Linked DNA regions of Homo sapiens: region 1 is linked to region 2. The links are chromatin loops, found by intact Hi-C in ENCODE. Cell type or tissue: IMR-90. All regions are shown on one strand.

Evidence for each region. Hi-C counts contacts between places; a loop is a spot of excess contacts. Peaks named below come from ENCODE experiments on the same cell type or tissue, not always from the same donor. Only the 100,000 strongest peaks of a DNase experiment are listed, where the experiment ranks them.
Region 1: it touches region 2 in a loop (2.1-fold over the local background); 5 of 110 quality-filtered maps call a loop at or near these places.

What each region holds. Positions count from the first base shown.
Region 1 is chr4:140,001,405-140,003,904 of GRCh38, reverse strand. All of the region lies in intron 1 of MAML3 (mastermind like transcriptional coactivator 3), which reads left to right. Among named protein-coding and RNA genes, the nearest start is that of MAML3-AS1, 130 kb to the left of the region's middle. In IMR-90, no CTCF peak of the experiment used is centred here; no DNase peak of the experiment used is centred here.
Region 2 is chr4:139,901,355-139,903,854 of GRCh38, reverse strand. All of the region lies in intron 1 of MAML3 (mastermind like transcriptional coactivator 3), which reads left to right. Among named protein-coding and RNA genes, the nearest start is that of MAML3-AS1, 230 kb to the left of the region's middle. In IMR-90, no CTCF peak of the experiment used is centred here; no DNase peak of the experiment used is centred here; H3K4me3 peaks cover 1,378 bases; H3K27ac peaks cover 957 bases.

The sequences.
Region 1 (2,500 bases), 100 kb before region 2:
ACAGAAACTTTCCTTGTGGGAACTTAAAGCACTTCACGTATGGAAATCATATACCTGGGGCAGACTTAATTCAAGGAGCCCAATCCTTGATTGTCACAGACATGGAAACTGAACTTAAGGGATGTTTTGGGATGTTTCCTAGGACACAGAGTTCTAGCTGAGCTAGGACTTGAATCTGGTGCTCTTTCAAGACTCCTTCAGAGGCACATGTTAGTATCTCAGTCCCCTTTGACAGACGTTGCTGGCAAAATGTTATTATCCTCACTTTAAAATGGGGTACACGAAAGCACAGAAAAAGAAAATTGTCTAGTGTTAACCCTTTGTGACAAAGCCAGTGAGATAGGACACTGTATTTCTTGCAGCCCTTCTCAGCTATTCGAGTTGAATCATATTGGCCTCAAGGACATCATCCTTGGCCCCTGACATGCCAGGATTCTCATGTCTGCTTGTCTTTCCTGCACTGTCCCCTAGCCTATTACCCCCCAATACTATTTCGTTCTTTTTCTCCTTATGCCCAAGGAGTGTCTTGTGTTTCTCTTTTACTAGGTACTTTTCTCCCAGTATATCTGGAACTTTGTCCGAGAGCTCCCTCTAGAATTTTCCCTTAGGTAACCCAGACCCAACCATGTTTACAAAGGAGCAATGCTGCTGTCACTTCCAAATGCACCCCAACCCAGTGGTGTAGTAAAAGCAGAACTGGCCTGGGGGCAGGAGGTGAAGTCCTCGTGCCATCAACAGTTCATGATACTGATTAACTCCCATGCCAAGTTCCTTCCAGCTCTAGAACCCTAAATCTTCATAGAAATTTGCAGAGAGGAATTTTGAGAAAGAAGTGGTAAATTGAACCATCCACCAAGTTGAATTGTTTTAAAAGCCTCAGACTTCTGGACATCCAAATTGTTAGTCTGACTTTGGAGCTGGGTGCTTGTCCTTGCCATTACTTTCCTGCCACCGTAGTGGGCATGGTTCCAACAGACCCTGCCAGTGCCTACCTGGGGAACCACTGCTGCTGGTAAAGTAGGTCCCTTGGGAATTCTGCAGTACAAGGGTCACTGTGTAAGTGGACAATGAATTTTAATATGCACAAGTTTCCTTTCTGCCAACTTGGACTGGGTATACCTAGTAAACAAATCAAGCGGTACTTGCCACTATATTGTTTTGGTTTTCTGTGGTGTGAGAATATTGTGACTCTGCTCCAGGGCATATTATCCTTGAGGGCAGCCACATAAATGATACTGTGTTAGGCAGTGGGAGGTTGCTGCGTAATAAGTAGTTAATGATGACAAGTCCTAGATCTTCCGATTATAAGGCTAGTATTTAGAACCTATAGTATGGTGGAATTTAAAGCCATTATTGTCTTCTGAACATTTACAAATGTATCATGAAAATAAATTTGATAGAAAGTTGACCAGTCTTACTGTTTCCCATCGTGACTTATTAAAAATCATATTTGTGTTTTCTGCTTTTGCTTCCACCTCAGACCTCAATGGAAATAACTTTTCAGACTTTACATCTATTCAAAATGTAATTATAAGTTAAACAGGGCAGACATCAGGTAGAGAAAAAAATAAGAAGAATCCAGGCACAGGAAGACAAATGTGCATGATCTCTCTTAAATAGAGAATCTAAAAAAGTTGAACTCCTAGAAGCAGAGAGTAGAATGATGGTTACCAGGAGTTGGGAGTATGGTGGGAGGGGGTGAGAGTTGTTGGTCAAAAGATACAAAATTTTCAATTAGACAAAAGGAATAAGTTCAAGAGATCTATTATACAACGTGGTGACTATAGTTAACAATGTATTGTATACGTGAAAATGGCTAAGAGTAGATTTTAAGTGTTCTCTCCACAAAAAAAAATGATAAGTGTGTGAGGTAATGCATATGTTAATTAGCTCAATTTAGCCATTGCATAGTGTATACATATTTCAAAACATGTTGCACACCATAAACACAATTTTAATTTATGAATTAAAAATTAATTTTAAAATAATACTGTTCATTTGAATTATTTTCATCTTTCCTTTGAAAAAAGCATAGTAGTCTCTGTGTAAACCTGGTTTGTTTTTTTGAAAAGGAAAAAGTAAAAAGCCTCCCAGTATAGACTGGCAGTATTTGTTAGGCCAAGGATATGATTAAATAGAGGTAAACTTTTGTGAAGTACAGATACATTTCATTATCCAAACAAGTTACAGTACCTGGGGATAGACTCACAGTTTTTATAGAATCATCTGGATATACTGGGAAATATTGTTGGGTTAGTTAATACACAAAATAAAACCTTTGGTGGATGCCTGTGTGTATGGACATGCAGACAAGCAGATTATTTCTCTGGCCTTTTGTCCCTTCTGATTTTGAGCTGTTCTTTACATAAGTGGTGACCCAGGACAGGGCCAGCTCGGTGTCTTAAACACAGCTCTGTGCCGACCCCAACAACTTTGACTTTTTCTCACTCTGCGACTTATTAACTCTGAGACCTCTTGGGGGTATGTTTTAAGCACTTGG
Region 2 (2,500 bases):
CACCAACACTGACATTGTGAGTGCCTTGATCTTGGACTTTCCAGCCTCTGGAACTGTGAACAAATACATTTATGTATAAATTACCCAGTCTCAGGTATTTTGTTATAGCAGCACAAACAGACTAAGATTGGCATCTCCCCTTTGCTGGTAGATGGTTATCTTCTTATAAGAACACCAGTCATATCACATTGGCGCCCACTCTAATCACCTCATTTTAACTTAACCTCTGTAAAGACTCTGCTCTAAATGTAGTCACATTCTGAGATACTGGGAGTTAGGACTTCAACGTATGAAGTGGACACAGAATTCAGTCTCTGATCATTAGTCATGAGCACTGGCTTCATAGGTATTTACCACCTTTGTGTATCCCTAGACTGGACGTAGACTGCTACATTGCCGTCCAGAAGGTTATTAGCCGTAAAGATTCTGTAATAAGGGTACATTTTTGTCAAGAAAGGAGCATTTTGTAGTTTGTTGTTTTCAGAGGTTGGAGTAGGCTATTATATTGGGAATTCTACAGCCCCAAGAATAAAGTCCTGGAAGACTGATGTTATGAAATTACTGCAGAATTCATTGCTGAAGCTGGACACAGTGGTTTAAATCTCTAATCTCAGCACTTTGAGAGGCTTAGGTGGGAGGATCGCTTGAGCCAAGGCCTGGGTGACAGAACAAGACGCCATTTCTAAAAATAAAAATTTTTTAAAGAATTCATTGTGAACATTACTGTCTTCACTGGAAATTCCTGTTCTGAAATGGCCAGTACTTGGTTAACCCAGGAAATTCAATGGTCACATGTCCAGTTCCTACCCAGGAGATGAAAACATTGGATCGGAAGGTTTTCTTCCTGTCTTCACTGCTCATTGGACTTTCAGGACTGGAAGAGGTCTGTGGATCACGATGAAGTCTTGTTGTCTTTTAGCTTCAGATTGGACACAGAGGTTTTAGGCTGCCACGTCTTAAAGGGGCACTAAAGGGTCCACCCGGGCTCAGCCTTGGTCACTCCCTGTACATAATTGAAATCGCTGCCCACAGAAGTCAGTGAGGTTGTGCGGAAGAGGCTGTGTAAATGACTCTGACTGTTGCTATAACAACAGTACCTTGGTCTAATTTCTTTTGAAAAATGAATTTCAGCTGGTGGGATGAAGCCGAGCCGCTTTGCCCCACAGATGAAAGCTCTGCCGCCAGGCTCCAGAGCTCTGCTGTTTACGGGCTGAATGTGTGGTGTGTACCTCCGCCTGGCTGAAAATTTTCAGAGCGGCTCAAATGACTTCCATGTTTGCCTGTATGTGAGAACGTGCCTGTCTGTCTGTGGGTATCTTCTTCATCCATGGGGGATTCATCCCGGAGAGAAAAATTCTCTCCTCCTGCCTTGGTTTCTGTTTATTAACAAAGTTACTCAAAAGACATGCAAATAATGACAGTTCCGTAATTGGTCAATGAAGGCAAGTCCCTAAGCCCCCTCAGGTTTGGAGTAAAAATCTGTTGTGAAATGGAGGATGGAGGCCTGGGAGTCAGATGCTGTCTAGAAATAAGAATTATGTCCTGTTTGCTCGCTCATTGAGACGTGTGTGTGTGTGTGCGTGTGTGTGTGCGTGTGTGTGCGTGTGCGTGCGCGCCTGCGTGTGTGTCCAGGGGAAGGAGAGAAGGAGAGAATGAGAGAAACTGGAAATTCTCTTCCAGGAGGGTAGCTCTTAGCTGCCTGGGAGTACTGCTTTATGCAAACTGCATCTCACAAGAAAGAGCAGTGTCTGGCCTCTTTGAGGGAAACACGAGGCTTTTTATCGAGTAAGAGATCTTATTTCAATACTTTTGTTTTCCAAAGGGAGATAAACATGTGATGGGATTTTATTCAAAAGCAGTCTCAGGTCTGGGCACCCTGGCTGTTCGCATCCTGCTAGGCTGGTGCACGACTTCAGTGCTGTTGAGGAAAACAGTCTTTTGGAAGGGCTGAAAACAAAAATGAGAATTCCTTATTGAAAAGAAAGGACATTTTAAGTAAACAATGAAATAAAAAGATTGTTGAATCCTCCCCAAGGGAGAGAAAAATACTCAGCCTCCCTGAAATATTGCTCCTTCCCGCCTCCCTCCTTCCAGAAAATAAACAAATCGAAACCTCACGCTTAGTTCTAACATGCCTATTCTTTGGTCTGTGTTGTTGGTGTAAGTCTCCAGCTGTGAATGATGCAGATAAGATCTGATCTTTTCATTTGCCATCCTCCTCCCTTATGGGGAGGAAAGCCTTCCCTTCTTCCTCACCAACCTCCTTTACCGGCATTTCTTTACAGCTCTAAATAAAATCCCATTAGGAATTTCAGATTGTAAGGCAAGGTCATGTATACAAGCATGTTTGAATAGAAAATGTATTCATGACTTCTAGTGGGAGATTATCAGGAGATATTCCTAAGGATATTGTTTCTTGTCCTTAAAAATAAATGTAATGTTATATGTGTGTGTATTTATGTATATGAAACAACAGAGCAGTACAGGGTTCAGATTGTGG